Regions from separate parts of the Homo sapiens genome. Here region 1 is linked to region 2. Evidence: chromatin loops called from intact Hi-C (ENCODE). Cell type or tissue: gastrocnemius medialis. All regions are shown on one strand. Links, peaks and the distances in the headings refer to the core of each region. The heading gives the core; the rest is flanking DNA.

What was found. A loop is a pair of places that touch in the nucleus more often than their neighbours do. Peaks named below come from ENCODE experiments on the same cell type or tissue, not always from the same donor. Only the 100,000 strongest peaks of a DNase experiment are listed, where the experiment ranks them.
Region 1: it touches region 2 in a loop (2.7-fold over the local background); 10 of 110 quality-filtered maps call a loop at or near these places.

What each region holds. Positions count from the first base shown.
Region 1 is chr3:171,171,568-171,182,040 of GRCh38, forward strand. It overlaps TNIK (TRAF2 and NCK interacting kinase), which reads right to left. Exons shown (of 33, transcript NM_015028.4): 8 at 5,759-5,813; 9 at 3,685-3,763. Among named protein-coding and RNA genes, the nearest start is that of MIR569, 70 kb to the left of the region's middle. RefSeq lists a silencer at 2,508-2,577. In gastrocnemius medialis, for the core only: no CTCF peak of the experiment used is centred there; a DNase peak (open chromatin) is centred at 5,151; H3K4me3 peaks cover 989 bases; H3K27ac peaks cover 4,560 bases.
Region 2 is chr3:171,329,065-171,339,537 of GRCh38, forward strand. All of the region lies in intron 2 of TNIK (TRAF2 and NCK interacting kinase), which reads right to left. Among named protein-coding and RNA genes, the nearest start is that of TNIK, 130 kb to the right of the region's middle. In gastrocnemius medialis, for the core only: no CTCF peak of the experiment used is centred there; a DNase peak (open chromatin) is centred at 5,457; H3K27ac peaks cover 4,408 bases.

The sequences.
Region 1 (10,473 bases), core at 3,251-8,250, 160 kb before region 2:
TGAGTGCTGCTTTGCCTGTGTGGGCTCTTCAAATTTAAAGGGCACATGAAAGATTCACTGTCTTATACTTAATGGAGCCATTCCTATCCTTCTCCAGAAAGTCCTGGAGGGAAGCAGTGACACTGAGTATACTTGCGAGGGCAGGTGAGTGTGGATGAGCAGGGTGGCAAGAGAAGGTAGGAGAAAATCTTTTGAAGGAGATGGTTTACCCCTGCGAGTGGAATCTACGCACGCACAAGAGACAGGAAGAGAGAATGGGTATCCCAGTCTTGCTTTTCACTTGCTGGTGCTGATATGGAGGTAGAGGGTGAGAGTATCTTTGGTTTCCTCTGATTCCACAAAGGTTACAACCCTCCCAGACAACTTATTATTAAATGGCTGAGCTGCCTGAACATTCAGTGGTGCCCTAACTTCATCATCCCATACCACAAAGGCCTCTCCTCATCATACCAATAGGGAAGGAAGAACTGGGCTCCTGTGAGTGGTGGTGGTCTCCTTTCCCTCCACGATGACAGTGGAAAGAGCAGTGCCACTGCCTTTATTTCTCAAATCTTGAAGGTACAAGTTAAAAAACAAAAAAAAAGTTCACACTAAGAGACCAGTTTATGCCTTGTATGTTGTAGACTCAGTCATGTTGAAAATGATGCTTTATTGAATGTTTGCCATGAGAAGAGTTCATGGCCCTGTCTCAACAATGGCGCCCCCTTTGGTCAGGTGTTGATATATACACTGAGAACAAGGCATTTAACCCGGTAACTCATTTAGGTAGAGAATAGCTGGAAATAAAAGAATGTTTTGGAATTTTGTCTCTTGGTCGGGGGAGGGAGTCTTTTCCTCTTAAATAATTAAAATAAAAAACATAAACAAAATGTTTCATTTCCTCTCAAACACTAGAGTCTATTAAAGTAAACCCTAACTTACTTCAAATCACTTTGGACCTGCGCTTTCAAGATAAAATACTCTGAAGTGTTTAAATATTTTCACTTAAAAACTGGTGGAATTGTATTGCAGAGAAATGGGAGCCATGTCTGCTGTCAAGTATCATGTGCCTGGAGGCTGCACCACCACCTCTACAAAGGCTGGGATCGAAGTGTGAAATGGCACATTATCAGGGCTTTTGTTTCCCCGGTCTCTCTCTAGCAATCAGGTTACTTTTCCTTTCCCTGTCTGACAATATGGGACTTGTTCCCATAGCTTTCCTACTCAGTTTTCCTTACACATCAGGGAAAGGTGTGCAAGGTGGCAGGATGAGATGAAATTGGCCTGGACTTCTCAGTGTTTCCAAACTTCTCCTGCTCCCTCCAGCATTATTAAAATTAGTTGTTGTCAAAGGTTTGAAGCCGAAAAATCAGACTGCATTGTCCTAAAAGTTTGTATTTCTCAAACAAGGTCAGCACACCGTTGATCTTTTTTGGGTCTCAGTCGGTGAAAACTGACACTGTAGGGCAAGGGCTGTTCACTCACTTTTCTGTGGGGTCAGGTAGGTCACAAAAAGGGGTGGTGTAGACCATGGTTAAGATGAAAACAGGAGATGTGGCCAGGCGCGGTGGCTCACGCCTGTAATCCCAGCACTTTGGGAGGCCGAGGCGGGCGGATCATGAGGTCAGGAGATCAAGACCATCCTGGCCAACACGGTGAAACCCTGTCTCTACTAAAAAAAAAAAAAAAAATACAAAAAATTAGCAGGGCATGGTGGCGGGCGCCTGTAGTCCTAGCTACTCAGGAGACTGAGGCAGGAGAATGGCGTGAACCCGGGAGGCAGAGCTTGCAGTGAGCCGAGATCGTGCCACTGCACTCCAGCCTGGGCGACAGAGCGAGACTCCGTCTCAAAAAAAAAAAAAAAGAAAAGAAAAGAAAAGAAAACAGGAGATGTATACTAACCAACTGACACCAGCTTCTGAGTTGGGGGGAGGTGGCAGCTGGAGGAGAAGGACAATCACTTGTCCTAAATGGGAGCAGCAGCTAGCATCTTTGCAGGCAGTTCACTGCATCTTTGCAAGAAAAAGGCCAGAAATCTAAATGTAATGCTCAATTGACAGATTTTTAAGTGTTGCCAATTAATACACATATTTTTAAAACAGGGTATATGACCATAGTGTGACAGCCAAATACATTTGTGGAGGGCCAGTTTGTCCTCCTCTGTGGAAAAGCTCAGAATACGTGTCCTGCAGCAGTAAAGGGAGACAAGGAGAAGATAGGGCAGGGAACAGGGTAAGTAAAGCCCACTGTATACACCAGACTCAGCTCAGATATCAAGCAGGAACCTAGCAGAGGGCTTTGTAGTGTCACTGTCACTTCCAGGGAAGAGAACTGCGCCAGTCCCTCTCCCCGGGAGTCTGATCCAGGGAGAAGAGAGGAAGCAGGGTGTTGGGGTGCTTTGCCGATCACATGATGTATGACACCCAATGGGAGGGCTGTTGCTGGGGAGAGAAGGGTTGTCTTGCACCACAATGACCCTCTGCAGAGGAAGGAGGAGCAGGGAACGCTCTGCCTCCTTGTTACCAATAGCAACTCTCACTCCCCTCGCAGGGCCCGGCAATTCTGAGGCTGCCATCTCTTTTCTGGCTGTTTCCTTCCCTCTTTCTGTGCAGTGTGCCCTTTCCTCTGTTCCACCAGGGTGGCTCTCATTAGTAGATGACTGGTGGTAATTAAGGCTGCCCCCTGTATGGTAGAGGTGAGCCTGTGTGTGGGTGGGTGGGAAACATGAGGACCCCAGTCAAGCGCCTGATCATGAAGGGCTATGGAAAGGGGCAGAAGGATCCTGTCCCTCATGGTCTCACTGCCCAGGACTTATCTCTAGAAAAAGGATAGGAGGTCACAAATAGTGCAGGAATTGACCTCAGACCATGAGTAATCCGAGATTCAAGAATGTATCAGGGAGGATACACCATTTCCATAGGAAGAAAGGAGGAAGCAATGAATTTTGGTTATGGAATAATAAGATAGGAAGATCCCAACTATATAATTATCCCCAAAAAGTCAAACATCCAACATCTGGCTTAACCTGTAGAACTGTTTCCCAAATGTCAGTCAGTCATATCCTATCAACATAATTTTTGCCGTACCCTCACACCACTCATACTAGTATTCATGTAGTAGTTTCCTTTAAATTAAGCCACTGTTTTATGTAAGTTTATCAAAAGGAAAAGTTAAATCGCTGCCCCAAATAAGAAGCCAGTATCACCTGCCATATGTGAAAACAGTAGTAAAAACAAAAAAACTGCAAATGCTCATACACGAGCCAGAGAAATAATCTCAAACATTACCTGGTATGTATATGCACTTAGGGAATGATTGTTGTAAGGAATAGAAGAGAAATCAGCCAATCTAACAGGCTGACTCTCTAAACTATCACCCTCTCTGATAAGCTGTTCTGTGCTGCCAGGAAAGATATGACTTGGAGTTATAGATCAAAGAGCTTTCATGTTATTACTTGGCTTCACTTACCCATTTTGGCTAATAATTTCTTACCTTAAAGGTGGGGGAATAAAGACCTGCTGTACAAACAGTAGATACTCAATATATACTTTAAGATGAATGACAGCATATGGAAAGTAATTCACCAAGTCATCATACATGTTAGTCTCATTCTATCAGCAGGACCTAGGGATTAGAGCTAATCCAAAATAGAATCACAAGAAAACCTCACCCTTAGATCTGCGAAACATCGAAGACCAAACTCACCACTTCTTAGACTTCAGCCGAGGCGCTGGGTTCCGGGGGATGAGGAAGAGAGCTCTCATGGGGTGCATGTCACAGAGAGCTGCAAGAGACCAAAACAAGGGCCAGCTACAGTTAGGAGGCCAAACCCAGGCCAAGCCCGTCTTGGCTGTGCAGATAATGGCTGCCCAATGACCCACTCAGTTTACACACCACCAGTGAGCACAAAGTCAGAATATCCAAATGCTTCTGAGCATTTGAAAGATCCAATATCCACTTACAGGAGTCTCATAAAATACAACATGGTTCACATAGCTACTGCTAACATTTCTAGTGAATACATGTTTACTTCATATTTAAGGAAACTAAGTTAAAGGGTCAACAACCAGCCATCCTTGCTGTGAATGACCACCTGACATTTAAAGTAAATACCATCAGATGACAACTACAATGGAGATGGTAAGCTATTTTTAATTAGTAAAAGCCTAAGCCATAAATAAAAGGCATTTCATTATCCCGTCTATTTCTTACACGTCGACAGCTCATCCAAATGCAATTGTTATCTACACAGATTTTTGGAGTCCAAAACACCAGCCCCAGAGCCCCATTTTCTCTGTTTCCAGATATCCCGAATGGCTTTTCAGGTTTCGTAACGGGTTTTGTTTCATTTTGTTTTTAAATTCACTGGCCCCAGGAAGCCCAGAGGATTAAGTCACACAGAGTCTGGCAGAAAAACAAAGTTATAAAAAGATCTCATCTTGTAAACATGACATTATCGTTTATAGTGAAAGCACTCATATGTTCTTATTTTAATAAAATATTTTATTAGTTTACTTTTCAAACATCTGGGAGAATTTCTACTTTGTAGCTAGAATAAGAATATATGCTCCCTAAAAGCCAAAGGATTCTGTGGGCAGAAGTTTATTTTTAGCCCTGTCTACCACTCATCAAGAATGATAATATGGTTTAAGACTGCAATATATTATTTTTCTGATTCACACATGCCTATTAGCATTGTGAATGAGGGCAATTTTGTCAACCAGCACTCCAAATCAATCATGCTACAGATGAGTTCTACCAATTCTAGACTGGGAAGTAAGAAAACGATGACAACCCGAAGGTAAAAGTCATAAGTATAATGACCTGTCGTGCAAATAAAGGGCCTATTTTTGTCCTAGTCCTTTGAGATGCAGACACCAAGGATATTACTGGGTAAATTACTATGTGAATGGAAACAGGGAAGGAGCCAGGCAGTATGGGAAGTCATCAGATTGCTATGCAAGTCTGACCCTGAGTGAAGGAGAGAGGGAGAAAAGGTAGGTGGAAGGGTCCCAGCCTGTCCTGCAGGTCTTGTAAAGTCATAGGGGATTACTTGGGTGAAAGTTGCCTACAAAGGAATCTTGTGTCCTCCAGGAAAGGGCCTGCCTTAGTATCCCCACTGTGCTAGGTCACTGGCGGGGAGTGGCCCTTGAAAGGTGCGGCCTGCTGCCATTGCAGCAGCTGGGGCTGACAATCAGTTACACTTCCTATATGGAAGTCTGTGAGGCACAGTCTCATGACAGAGACTCTCTGCTGGGGCCAATACTCCAAATCTCAAGGAACTGAGATTCTCAAGACTGCTGGAGCCCTAGCCACTCTGTCTCAAATAGCAGGGAAATCTAAAATTTTAAACATCAGTATTTTAAGAGGAGTGATAGCCATTGAGTGGAGTCTTTGTATAACCTGTGCACTGAAAATTAATTTTGGATTTTCATACATTGGAGTTTATAGTCTTGTGAGTTGGTCACAGTTTTATGTCAGGTGAGGAGTAGTCCAAGAATAAATGATGTACAGAATCTGTAAAACAAACAAGACTCCCCAAAGTATGCTTTCTTTTTCTTCCTTTTTTTTTTTTCTAATAAAAACAGGATTCTCCCACTGCTCTGAAATGAATGGATTCCTGGTTGATTTAAGATGACTCTGCTTTCTAAATATGCCAGCTTGAATCCATGCAGGGCTCGGTGTAGTGGAAGTAAAGCAACTGCAGCTCCTGGCAAGGAAACTTCAGTACCTGCAGAGCAGACCAGCAACAGATTTCACCCCAGAGGAGGGTACTTACGGGGAGCACCTTCTGCCATTTCAATGGCGGTGATACCCAAAGACCACAAGTCACTCTGAAAAAGAAGGGGCAGACACACACATAAATTCAGTCAACAAAGGACAACTTGGTTAAACCTGGTAATTGCTTCAGAACTTCCTGTGAAAGTCATTCAGTTTTCTGTTTACAAACCTATTTCTTCCACTAACCTTCAAAGCAGAAACAGTCTTACTTTTCATTGACAGTACCACTCATGGTGTCTGGCACATGGCAGCTTATCAATAAATGTATGAAAAATGAATATAAACAATTTTAAATTAATTCGTTACTGAAACTTATCTGTGGGTTGAACCATAGGAAATTGCTGCTATTTGACTGTTTATAACACCATCATTGAGCTATAATTGTCATATAATAAACTGTACCTAAAGTACACCATTTGATAAGGTATGACGTAGGGATCCTCCTGTGAACACATCATCACAGTCAAAACAGTAAACATACCCATCATCCCCCAAAGATCTCATTTGCCTCCTTCCTTTCCTGCCTGAACCCATCCCCACTCTCCTGTCCCTAGGCAACCAATGATCTGCTTTCTGTCACTATGAATTAGTTTGTAACTTCCAAAGTTTTGTATAAGTGAAATCACATCATATGTGGTCTTATGTATTCGATCTGTTTCACGTAGAATAGTGTTTCTGAAGTCCACCCATGTTGTAGTACATATCAGTATCTCACTCCTTTTTATTGTTGTGTAGTATTCCATTCTATGGACATATCACTGTTTTTGCATTTGGACTGTTTCTAGTTTGGGCTATTACAGATACAGGTGCTGCAAACATTGGTGTACAAATCCGAGGGTGTATGCTTTTATTTCTTTTAGTTAAATACCTGAGAGTGGAATGGCTGGATCAGATAGTAGGTGTTATTTATATTCAATTGGTTTAACTAGAAAAACAGCAATTTCATATGGTTTTACCTAATAAGATGAGGACAGGGAGACTTTTTGATGATGGCATTCACTGATGTCTCTCTTGTGCTTAGATCAGAGTTGGGCACAGTAGGAGGTACTCAAAGTATTTGTTGAAAAGATAAACAATTATTGCCTATTTTGTGAGTAGACTAGTATGTAACAATAGAGGCCAGTATACCTTTATATTATTTCTTATGCTCAGAGTGACTTTTATTCTCTGAACAGAATTTTCTAGGCTAATGCCTCCATTTCTACCTGTACAATCTCCATCTCTAACAATATTCTCCTCCCATACTCTGTCTGTGGCTCAGTAGTCTCTAAATATTGCATGAGAGGGGGAATATCAAGAGATGGGGAAAACCTGGTTAGAAAACACCAAGAAGAGGCTTGCTGCCTCAGTTTCACAGCAGATTGGTAAGAAAATCTAGTATCAAATTTGGTTCAATGGCCCACATCCTAATATAGATATTTCATTTTAAATACCTCATGCATTTTGTACATTTTTCAAAATTGTCTCAGATTAGAGTGATCAAAGGTAAGTTTCCTTGCTATTGCCATCAAACAAATGTCAAGGCCACATGAAAAAGAGATGTAACTGGAAGAGAGCTTCATAAAATTCATAACCTTCATGCTGAGTCACTCCCCAGAACTAAGTTTCTCAATATCCTGTGAAATGACACTCAGGGCTCTTCAGTAATTGGGCAGAGGTCTGCACAATGTGGAGGGGGTTTTCTAGGGGGTCTAGCCTCTTGCCTAAAGTGCAGTCTACCTGAGAGCAGGTGGCTGGGGCACATGTGTAACCTCACACTAGGAGCAAGGGGGATTCTTTCAATGTTACCAGTTCTCAGTTCAACTGGGAATAGCAATGCACCTTCACAACACCATCATTCTAAGACTCCAAGGAACTCTCTGCATACAACACAACTCACAAAGTCAACTCTTGTCCCTTCTCTTTGTTATGTTTCAAGATGTACACAAAGATTTTCATTAAACGCAATCTGCACCCCGTGTTTCTCTGGCCTAGCAAGTGACTGAGTCTCCCAGAGGCTCTTGGCCTCGCTTAGTGAGGTTATTTCCGGAGCTGATGGGGATGGCTCAACCCATCTATTACAAGTTGGCTCAGGAGCAATAACTGGTAAAGACAAAAACGCAGTTCTATTGTACCTGGGTTTTTTGTTTTTTTTTTTTCTTTGAGACGGAGTCTCGCTCTGTCGCCCAGGCTGGAGTGCAGTGGTGCAATCTTGGCTCACTGCAAGCTCCGCCTCCTGGGTTCACGCCATTCTCCTGCCTCAGCCTCCCGAGTAGCTGGGACTACAGGTGCCTGCCACCATGCCCGGCTAATTTTTTGTGTTTTTAGTAGAGACGGGTTTCACAGTGTTAGTCAGGATGGTCTTGATCTCCTGACCTCGTGATCCACCTGCCTCAGCCTCCCAAAGTGCTGGGATTACAGGCATGAGCCACCGTGCCCGGCCTGTACCTGGGGTTTTATGGTTGATAGACAAAGATAATCATTTCGGAACATGAGAGAAACACTGAATCATTTGCTGTTCAGGAGGCTTTAAACAGGAAACACAGCAATAATAGTCTGGAAATGGTGGGTTGGCTCTTAAGGTCCCTGTGCTATTTTGATAAGACTCTAGTATCTCCAGACCTTGGTAGTTCTACCACCATTTTACCCAAATCCCTAGGAACTGAGAGTTTCTATAGCGTGAAATAAGACACAAGTAAGAAGGTGGCAGCCAGGCTCTATGGCCCTAACTGCAACAGAAGGGTCCAATTTAAATGGCTTTCAAGTCCAGAAAGCTTTGAGCTGGGTTGAAAACCAATACATGTGAAAGAAAATGATGGTTCTGGGGTAAGAAGAACTCAAGGCCAGGCCTCAGGTCAGGAAGAAGGAAAATGCTCGAAGGCCCAGCCTTTGGATCTTGACTCAAGCTGTTACCTCTTCCTGCAGCACCTCAGCAGTGATGTGCTAGCTGACTCCCTCACCTCCCCAAAGCCTGCTCAACCCCTGTGTTCTCAACGAGGACCCCTGGGACCTCCCCCCAGCACTGCTCATGCCCCTTCCCCATATTTGTCCCCCACAGAACTAACCACCTCTAACATACGACATGTTTATTCATCACTAATTTACCATGTTTTGTGTTGATTGCTTGTGCCCTTTACCTCTAACACACATACATAAGAACCTAAGAGCCACAGGGCAAGGATCTTTGTTCTGTTGTCTGATGTATCCAAAGTACCTAGAACTGCTCCTGGCACACAGTAGGCCCTTAATAAATATTTATTGAATGAATGAACAAATGAAAGATACATGAGAGAACGTAGCAAAACCTAAGTGTTCTAGGGCTAGTAGACTCTTTGCAGATCACCTAGCCAAACCTTTCACTTCACAAATGAGGGAACATGACTTACCCAAGATCAAAGAGCAACTTAGCAGCTGGTTTTAAACTGAGCTGGGTCTTCTGCTTCCTAGGCCAGTTCTCTTTTAACTAGCATCACAATCTAAGGACTTGAGTATTCACCATTTTTCCCCTTATCATTTTTGTTATCAAAATGCATTTTTAATCCATAAAATAATTACTTCAGATTCCTACTTTGTCCATAGGTGACTGAAGGTGCTGGCAACTCAATAAAGGTACTGAGATTCAGTGAGGTACTCCAGTTTCATGCTATAAAACTCGCCTCAATTTCCCAATGGCAACATGGATTGGTAGAAAGAAAGAAACAGGTATTGATTGATTGATTGAGATGAGGTTTCACTATGTGGCTCAGGCTGGTCTTGAACTCCTGGGCTCAAGCAATCCTCCCACCTCGGGTTCTCAAAGTGTTGGGATTATGGGCATGAGCCACTACACCCAGCTGAGAATAGGCTTTTAAGACAGGCAGATCCGAATTCAAATAGAGGTTTCCAATTTAGCTACATGCAGACTGTTGCTCAGAGCTTAGCTTTCTCAATTGCACAATGGAAATAACCGTGGCATGCATGTATTGATCAGGTATGCTGCTAGCACAAAATCTGGCACAGAGTAGGGCTCAAGAATATTGATTTCCTTCTTCTCCACTGTCAGGTGACACTGCCTTTGCCTGCCCAACTTAGTCTTCTATGATTTCCCTTCATTTAGTTGTGGCAGAAATTGTTTATTGGCTAACCCAATGGTCATTTTCAACCCTCATTTTTGTTGCTGCTTCCATTTCAGAGTATAGCAAAGCCACACTTGCCTATCCTGACTCCCCGACAGCTAAGGATGGCAGTTAGGGATGTGACATAGTTTTCTCCAATGAGACATAAGCAAACATCTTCTGGGAGCTTCTGCTTTTCCTGAAATAAGGGACAAATATAGCTAGTGTCTTGCTAACTTTTTCCCACTTCTTAGTGCCTTGAATAAAAATATGATATCTGGAGCTACAGCATCCATCTTGCAACCATGAGTTATTGCCAACAGACTAATGATGCCAGCACAGAAAGCTAGGAGCTTCGGTTTCTGAAGGTATCAGTGAAGCATCACATGAACCCTGAACTGCCTACCTCTAGATTTCTGGTGACATAAGAAACGTAAGTACAGACAAAAGCATTCCTAAGTGATAATACACATACAGCAGTAATTTGAAGAACATACTTTGACAGTAAGGAAATGGAGAGGTCTCATTTGTTAGGTAATCCTGGATTTATTCCACAGGAAGCAAGAAGGTTTAGGGAAAAAATATGTACTTTATTTAGTACACATCACCTCAGAATCCCTCTTGGGCAGCCTTTCCCTAA
Region 2 (10,473 bases), core at 2,893-7,892:
CTGAAGCAAGAATCCCTTGCTATATACACACACACACATACACACACTCCTTACACCCTATTTTATTTTTCTCTGTAGTAGCTTCACTATCTGACACGTTAACTATTACTTATTTGTGTATTTGCTGTTTCCTATACTCGTTCATAATGCCTGGTCCCTACTAAGTGCTCAAATAAATGTTATTATCATTTTAAAAAATTATTTAATACCATGGTAAGTATTTTTCATTGTCTCATGAGGCAATTAAGATTTGGCAATATTACTTCAGTTTAATTATTTCCCACTAATATATATCAAAAATATATATTTTTAAATCAAAAGAATGTAATTGAAAACAGCAGGGCCTCCAGATAGAGAAATGTGTCCAAACTGCAGATCTTTTCTAATGAGCTGTGTGTCCTTGGGTCATTTACCTTAAACTCTGTGAGCTTCAGTTCCCTCACATATAAAATGAGCATAAAAATTCCAGCTTTCAGGGTTGTTGTGAAAATGATACATGAAAAAATTAAATCCCTAAGCACATAGTGTGCCCCACTGATATTCTAAAGAAGTAGATGGCAAAATAAGGAAAATAAGAGAATAAATGCCTTTTTATTTATGCCAGTCATTAGCTAACAATCAACCACTGTGAATGAAAAAAGCCTAGTAAAGTCAATAAAATGTGAAGTGAAGCCTAATTCATTTTTACAATATGACCTACTTTCTGCTATTTTTGATTCACATGAACAACTGAAGTTGCAAGGAGCTGATCCTGCAAAGACTTCATTAAAAGCATATTCTTTTCTTTTCTTTATGGCTTCCAGCTTTGAGGGATGCGAAAACAGATTTTTCACTTACAAGCCTCCTTTGAAAGAACCCTGGCACTAATCTTACAGTACGACTTTGAAAATCTGTGCAATGTCAAAGGTTGTCACAGATGGGGGAAAGGAGGGAGGACCTGAAGGAAAGCGGTTTTTAATTCTACTCAATTATGCAACTTCCATTAGGCAGTTCTGACTGTCCTAAATAGATTATTCAGATCTTAACATTTGAAGGTTTGCAAAAATAAAATTCTGAATGATCTTCTTCCTTCGATAGACCTAGGTATAGGCTCTGTGGAGAAGGCCTAGCTGTGCTGGTTTTTCATCTGGGAAATGCGCTTATTAGATACTGACCCCAAATCAGTCAAGTGTCATTGAGTCTTAGACAGCAAAATAGCTGAAAGAAAAAAAATATTTTCGGCTGCTTTGGAATACCTTTGTAAAGGCCATTGTCTTTTCTTTCATGGACTACAGTATTCTTTAACCAACTTAATCTACCTGCTAACAAAGATAGAAGAAGGAAGGCTTATTTTCCCATAAGGCTAAACAAAGATTAATGATAGCCAACCAAATTGTCTCTTAATTTTCTTTTCTTCTCCCTCTCCAGCTGGCCTTCTAGAGATAGAGTGTATAGATTTTTCTCTTAGTTAAGAACATTTACTTAGAAAGCAGCAGAATACTAATAACAAAAGAGTAGGGGGTTGTTTTGCCCTACACATCACAGGAATTCTGCCTTGTAAGCTGGAGGAGGTATAGGGGCATTTTATTGTTGGGGGATTCTTAACCAGGCAGATGGGGAACCTAGCGGCCAAAAACCTTCTTGGGTGAATCTTACATATGATCCTTCTGTTCCCACTATATCCTCCAAACCCAACCCCAATGAGAACCACTACTCTGCCCTTCAGACCCTGACCTACCTTTCGAATTATGATTGTAGCAAACCAATTTGTCATGCCATGTTAATCTATTCTTACCCTACGACCCCGAATTAAAACACTCCCAGGGGCCCCACCCAAAGAAGAGTAAATGCCAAGTGAGTGGATGGAACAGGTCCGTTTGACCTCATTTCAAAATATAGGGGAAAAAGACATGGATGGTCCTCCCACAAAATAACACCACCACGAGTTATAGAGGTGCCCATTTCGCTTCTGTGACAAAATTTTCAAATTGAACAATCTAAGCCTTTGAAATCCTCACATGAAAACAAGATTTTGTGATGCTCTGAAACAGCAGCACATGTTCTGATCCCTTGCTGGGTGGGAAGCACTGGGGGTGGTTAATGAGTTCTCACACCCTCTGGTGAACCAGCTCCTTTCATTTCTGAGTGAAGAAAGGGGCCCTGACAGTGCGCTACTCCATAAATTCAAAAACAGGCCACTTTCTACCCCAGATCCACAGCCACTCCCTGGCCCTTTCCTAAAGGGTTCCCAATTAGGAATATGGCAAAGAGAGCCCTGTAAATACCAGTTGCTGTCATTTCTTAATATTTTCTGTGATGGCTTGACTTGCTAAAATGACAAGGTGTATTATTTTTAGCTTCCAGTTTTGGCGAGTTGATCAGTCAAAACAAAGTATTAAAATAGCATCTACTTGGTAAATTCAATTTCAGATGACTGCATCTAAAACTCATATCCATTATAGACTCATATAAAACTGACTTATATGGCTAAGGAAGTCTGAGAAGGAATAACTAAATATATAGCTCAAGGAGGAAAGATGAATAACTTCTTTGGTCTCAAATACAAGTCTATTTTGGCATCAAATCCAAAAGCAAGCCTATGATAAGCAATGGATTCATTTAAATCACTTTAGGACAAATGATTTAAAGAGGGTTTTCTAACGCTCCAGTGTTCCATCCAGGATGTGTGAAATGCATGAGATCTCAGTTAAATGTAGCATTTTTAATAAATATAGTCTAAGTCACACGGGCCTTTTTGATAATGTAATTTTTTTCTTTGAACGCCTCTTTTACAATATACCTAAATGACTATGAAAAGCTATCTCGTGATAATATATGCTAGAAAACCCCATTTTATATTATTTTTAAAGTAACTTATTCTAATTTTTAAAAGTAATAAAAGTGTAGGGGAATCTGGATAGGTAACTGCAACTCACTACTATCTTTGCAACTTTTGTATTTAATTTAATGTAAATTAATCTAAAATTAAAAGTTATTTTTTTAAAAAGCAATATTTGTTTTTACTGTAGACTATTTGGAAAAGTATAGAGAAGACGGAAAATCACCTATAAAAATAGGCATACCTATATCTAACTGTGTGTATATGAGTAATACATCCTATCATCTTTTGATTATATGGTATTTCCCCTACCATTAAAAATTCTTCATAAACTTTGTTTTAAAAGGCCACTTATCATTACATCATATAGCTAGCCCAAAATTTGTTTAATCATTTTCCTACGTGGAACATTTAACTTGTTTACTGTTTTTGGCTATTGGAATTAGTTTTACAAACAATATAATTGTGCATAAAGCCTTTTCATATTTCTCATTATTTCCTCAGAGATGGATGAACATTTTTAGGCATAGCCAAACTTCTTTCCAGAAAATTAGCCTTTTCTTAAAGAGCATGCATCACCCAACCTCAGCTCGCAGTGCCACCATTTATGACAACCTTCCAAAATGGCCGGAACGCTGCCAGCTTCACACACCACGGCACTTCCTGGGAAGAACCTCAGGACAGAATATCTGCTGTTGAGTCAGGGCTGCTATAGCCAGAGAAAGGTGTGAGATGTGTAACTGTCTCCAGGTAATCCTTCTGCCAGCCAACTACCTCCTGATTCAGCTATAACCTGAAGGCCAGGTGCATTCACCCAAACAAAACCCACAGAAATCAGAGGAAGGGTGACTGAGGATAAGAAAGGCTAGACACATAAAAGAATGATGTGAAATTTAGCTTTTACCAAGAACTGAAGTGTTATATTTGGCCGGAGATTATTCCCAGCAAAGGAAACACAAAGATGCTTGGGTATTATCTATACTAAAACTGGGAAAACCTCAGCTGACCCTATAAGTTACTTGAAAATTTGGGGACATTTTTGTCAGAACGACAGAAAAGCAATATTGGATGGGACTAGGGGGTGGAAATGCTAGAAATCTGTGATATACAGTGAGTGCCACAAAAAGAAAAATTATTTTGCCCCAAATGCCAAAAGCACAGTGATGTTCTTTGATGTTACAGCCACAACTCTTAGGGAAGAGGCCCCAGTTGATGGCCTTCGAACTATATTCTGCTTGAAAATATTTTGTTTGATCCTAATAGTTGGTGTTGGGGGTGGGAGGGAGTGTGTGTGTGTGTCTCTTTTTAATTTTAAATATGAATATTTTGGAACTTTTACATAAAGTCTAGCTTTTCTAAAAAAAAGAAGAAGAATCTAAGATCTGACAACAGGCCGGGCGCAGTGGTTCACACCTATAATCCCAGCACTTTGGTAGGCTGAGGTGGGCAGATCACCTGAGGTTAGGAGTTCAAGACCAGCCTGGCCAACATGATGAAACCCCGTCTCTACTAAAAAGTACAAAAATTAGCCGGACGTGGTGGCAGCCACCTGTAATCCCAGCTACTCAGGAGGCTGAGGCAGAAGAATCGCTTGAACCTGGGAGGCAGAGGTTGCAGGGAGGCAGAGGTTGCAGCGAGCCAAGATCGCACCACTGCACTCCAACCTGGGCGAAACAGAGACTCAGATGTCTCAAAAAGAAAGAAAAAAAAAAAAAAAAAAAACCTACAACACTGGATCCCCATTCCCACGGCAATAATTGGAAAATGAGGAGTGGCTGTCCCCTTTGGGCTGAGCAAACTGGCCATTTCACTCATGAGAATTACATGCCTGGCCCTCTGGCCATCAGTTTGCAACCCCTATCCTACTACAAGGTCTTTCAAAGATTTTAGCAAGGCCCCAGATAGTAACCTTTCCCTTTCCCCATCGTGCTCAGCACTCAGTTACTCGACAGATACAGCACAGGGAGCGCCTCCCGCCAAAGGCAGTTTTTTTCTCCAACTGCGTATTTGTCTTTTAATCATCATTTCCTTTCCTTCCCTGGCCAACCACACTGGACAACCCAGGAGCCTGTTCCAGGAGCTGAGAGCAAGTCTTCAAGTACCAGTGCCTTGTTTCTTCACCAGCTCTCCCACCACTGTTATCATCACCCCTCCTAAACCACCTCCCACCAACAAAAGTATCTGACTGAGGGGTGGGAAGTGTCAAGTACAGCACTGGACAGTGGGTGGGGCTGATCACAATGACTGTGCACCAGACACCAGGGTGCTTGTCCTAGAACAAATTAAAATGGAAAGAAGGGTTTTAAGAACTGGAAGAATAATGTGAGATTTGGCTTTTAGGAAAATCACCCAAGTAGCCTGCCTGTTTGCCCTTGCTCTCTCTCGCTCTCTCCTCTCTGTTCACACACACATACACAATCCTCTGCACTGTGACCGTAGAAACTGGAAGGCGCCTTCCTGAGGATATGGAGTGAGTGGAACAGAATGTTGGAAAAGATGCCTGGGAGATGGAGGAGAATGACAGAGAAGAGAGGGCAGCACAGAAAGCATCTTCCGGGAGGACTGGTGGCCATCAGAGACCTGCGAGGACCTAGAGCTGATTCATGGCCACATTAGGGCATCCAGCAATGGCTTGCCCTGCCAGGCTCTCAAAAACCTGGCACTCAGGAGCAGCATGGAGGAGCCTTCTAAAAATAGTCTAGAATCAAGCTACCTTCTGGCTCATTCCGTTTTCCTTCTTTTAAAGATTAACTAACCTCAGGCTGTGCCAAAAAAGACTAGAGGGGGAGAAAAAAGACTCATGAAGTCTTGAACAGGTGCTACTGTTTATTCACCCAAGTCTGACATCACCACATTGTTTCTAGGGACTACAGCAAGTTTCTGGGCTTCAAACACTCCAGTAATTTCCTTAGGGAAAAGCAGAGTATGAAAGGAAGGTAGCTTGTATTAAATTTAAAAACTTGAATCCTGTATAGTTGATCTTTATAAGTTTCTTTTTTTTTTTTTTACCATAAACTGTGCCAATCCCTTTGATGACAGAATCTATTATTCTACTAGCGCTTACAACAGATCACTGTCATTTGAAGTGACTTTCAGAGTCTTCAGAGATACAAATAAACAATGCACCCTTCCTTCCCCAACTGCCAAAAAAAAAAAAAAAAAATTGTCTCCTCCTGAAAACCAATCACTAGCAACCTTCTATTAGCTTGGAGAATCTTTTTAATGCAAAAGGGTCTGGAACTAAAAGTGATCAGGGCAAGGATCTCATTTTATTCATATTTCTATCCCCAGGGATAAGCACAGTGCCTGGTAGACTGTTTGCGTGCAAGAAAATTTTGTTGAAAGGCTGGACAAATAAAAGAAAATGCATAGGTTGTTTATTAATTTAGTAATGCAATTTCCAAATTTTGTTTTTTCTTGTTGAGGTATAATCTATGTTAAAATTCACCCATCTTAAATGTACAGTTTGATGAATTTTAACAAATGTATACAGTCACATAACCACCACAATTAATCCTAAAAAGTTCTCTCATGCCCCTTTGTAGTCACATCACCTCCCCATAATCCTAGTTCATTGATCTGTTCTCCATCCCTATAGTTTTGCCTTTTCTGAAATGTGATATTAATGGGATCACAGTACACAGCCTTTTGAGGCTGGCTTCTTTCACTTAGCATAACAATTTTGGGATTCATTCATGCTGTTGCATGTATCAGTAGCTCATTCATTTTTATTGTTTAGTCGTATTCTGCTATATGGATGTGGCAAGATTTGTTTTTCCATTTTCCATTTGATAAGTATGTAGATCATTTCCCACTTTTGGCTATTATGACTAAAGCTCCTATGACCATTCAATACAGATCTTGGTACTGGCGTGTGTTTTATTTCTCCTGGGTAAATACCTGCAAGTAGATTTGCCAGGTCATCTGGTAGGTGTATAAATAACCATAAGAAACTATGAAAGTGCTTTCTAAAGTGGCACTTTAGAATGTATCATTTTACATTCCTATCAGCAAGGTATGAAAGTTCCGGTTGCTTCATAACATTGGCAACAATTGATATTGTCAGTCTTTTTAACTTTAGTCATACAGTGCGTAGTGTATCTCGTTGCAATTTTAATTTGCATTTGCCTGATGACCGATGTTAAGTATCTTTACATATTCATACAGCCCCTTTACAGGCCAATCAGATAGCTTCTTTGGTGAACTGAGTATCTAGTAATGGAAATAAAATCTACATTACTCATTTAAATTTCTCCAACATATTTTGACTGATATCCGTTAATAACCTTGTCAAAACTAACAAAATGGGTTTTTGTTTTCCTCCATTTTCCACGGCAAATTTCCTAAGATGAATTACACACTTCCTTTACTCCTTAAAGTTAACCATTTTCACACTAACTTAAGGCCTTTTGTTCCAAATATCCTTGATACTGTGCTGTAACAACTGAGCACACTCTTAACCTCCTATCAGTTGACTGTGTGCCTTTCTTTTAAAAATTAGGTCTGTGTTTCATTTTCAGTGTTTTTGTCTCCCTCCTCTCTCTCAGGGTCTACTATATGCTGTTATCTCTGTGCCACTGTAACCTGCTGTATGACCACATAAGTCAAGCTTCTGTGACAATTTTTTAAAAATAAGCATAAACAGCTCTGAGGAAAGGCCTAACAGTCTAAGAACAAAGACCATAGTCCCCTCGGAGGGACCTGATGACATACATTTTATGGCTTATTTCCAGATCATGGCTCTGCTTGAGAGGTAGGCAAAGTCCATTAATAAGTGTCCTTGGGATCAGTGAGAAAAATCTCCATCAGCATTTCCAGGTGCACTAGAAAGTTTTGTGGGTACTTACCAACCAACAGTGATAGATCCCTGAAGGGGCCAGTTTTTCCAGTTCCAATTGTGATACCAAATAAATATCATGTTTAAGGTCAGCAAAGTGAGGTAGAAGTAGGGTTACTGCTCTAATGCAGTGCTCTAAAGTAAGACCTCAACTTTCCTTTTTGTTCATTTTAACAGCACAGCCCTTTGGCAGGGAGCTTCATGCTCCCTGGAATCCTAGTGGGGATGAGAAACACAAGAGCTCCTTTCCCTGTGGAAGCCTCTGGATTCTGACACAGCTTCACCTCTTCCCCACAGCCTCACCTCTCTAAGCCAGTTTCATGACTATAAAATGAGGATAATGAAGTACCTACTGCCCACCCCAGAGCACTTTGTGCCAACCAAACATGAAAGAGAACGTAAAAGTGTGCTGTGCACTAACAGGACTCCAGGAGATCAGCATTATCACAGCTCAAAGGCAAGCCTGGCCACCAGGCATCCATGGCAATCTCATGCCAGGCAGGAAGTTCCTATGAAGAAAAACAAAGACACGAATACCCCTTAGCTGGAAGGAGAGAAGGTAAGAGCCTCCAAGTGAGAATGGAGTGATAGTCTGTGCTTCCTGGACAGAGGAAGTCGCAAGAGGAACGGAAAGCAGGTTTTGAACAGGGAGAAAGCAAAAGACCTCAGATAAGCAAAGATGAGGAAGGGACATGAGGTCCAAACGTTGAATAAAGAAACAGTAATACTGGGCACTGTGGGACGCCTTTGCATGTAAATACGGTTTAAGCCTGGGCATCCTATTTGGGCGGATATAGTTACAATGCCATATTTCATTCTTGAGGTTGGTCAGCAAGACTTTCCATGAAACTTCTGCTCCCTTATTCCCACTTACTGTTCCTTATCCATAACGATAGATGTGTATTACATATACTTCTTACCTGCTGACTGGATCTTCTGTGATCACACCTTTCCTAATAGAATATTTATCCAGGCCTGAGTTCCATAGTCAAAGAAGGTAGAAGATAATCTGCTTAAATGAAGTGCCTGGCCATTTCATTCACTTCTAGAAATATTTTCTCAAGATTACCATGCAAGCAACAGATTTTCAGGAGGCAGAAAAGATTTCTAGACTTTGCCCAGAGGGAGAACTACAAATGCCCTCAGGATAAATAGTGCTCCAATGAGCAGAAGCCCAAACAAAATAGGAAACTGATAGAGAACCCTAGCTCTAGATCTTTTTGTCTTATACCATCCTAGCATAAGCAGAAGGGAGAGAAGCTGTTCTAACCACGATTGAAGAATGAAGCTATTTAGCAGCTTAATCGAAACTACGTACCTTTGAATCTCTTAATTTTACCAGGCTCTTCTACGTGGACCTATATTTCGGTAATTATAATGGTAATGTGGATTGCGGGAAGATATCTTCCTCTTATGGCTCCCCACTCCAAGTCTTTGATTTCCAATCAACCAACAATTTTTTTAAGATTATTTATGTTAATCCTTCCACTCTTCATTGCCTCATTTCTAAACTGGAGAAGCCCTCATTTCAGTAACAACAACAACAAAAGTGACATGTATAGGGGTGTGTGTATATATGAAATCCCACCATCCTTATGAAAGTAATTTTTCCCAGTTTTCTAGGTTCATGACGTTAAGAAAGCTGAACCTCACCAGAGAATGTGTAATATGTTAATATCCCCCAAAAGCCAAACATTAAACATTACTTTTATTAGCTAAAATTTATTGAATGCTTACTATGTGTGCCAAGAAATGTGCTTAACTCTTTTTTATTATTTTTTCTGTTGGAGACAATGTCTCGCTCTATTGCCCAGGCTGGAGTACAGTGGCATGATCTCAGCTCACTGCAACCTCTGCTTCCTAGGTTCAAGTGATTCTCGTGCCTCAGCCTCCCAAGTCACTGGGACTACAGGCATGTACCACCATGCTCAGCTAAGTTGTTTTTTTTTTTTTTTTTGTATTTTTAGTAGAGACAGGATTTCATCATGTTGCCCAAGGGTCTCAAACTCCTGACCCCAGGGAATTCACTTGCCTTGGCCTCCCAAAGTGCCGGGATTACAGGTATCAACCACCATGCCCGGCCCTAAGTGTGCTTATCTCTTTATAGGAATTGCCTAACTACCGTACAGTGCAGAAGGTACTATTATTAGCCCAATTTACAGGTGAGGAAACTGAAGACAGAGAATGGAAGAGCTAACGTTTGAATCTAGGACTGTCTGACTCTGCCCAAGCTCATAATGACTATGCTACATCAATTAGTATTATTTTCTGTCTCCCATGCCTTCCCCATGATGTTCGTCTTTCTTTTCTCCTAAATTCATGCATCCCTTTAACAAACCTTTATTAACAACCTAATATAATACATGCTAGTCAGAGGGCTAAATACACATTTCTGTTTTCTCCATTTCACTCATTGGCACTAAGTTACCTCCCATCTCCTACAACCAGGTGTAAAAATTCAGGTGTCAGCCCTGAACCTGCCATGTGTGGGCTGAGGCAAATCTTCACTGTTTGGACTAATATGGCCTTAGGCCAGAAAGATGCACTTGTAGGCTCTACTCTGAGACTTGATAAGTCATCCTTGCCATGAGTGTGGCTCTAGCCATGTGTCCACTCTGATATTCAGCTCAGTTCATTAGAGAAGCCAGTGCTGATCACTGGCCTCTGCCTTGTTCCCTTTACCTGAGTCTATCTTGAATATACTCAATATCCAGTTCCTCTAGAACCAGAATGCCACTTCGCTTTTGTCAGTCCCCATCCATGGAAGCTTTTCGTCATTAGAATATGCATTCCATGAAGGCAGAGATCTGCGTCTGTT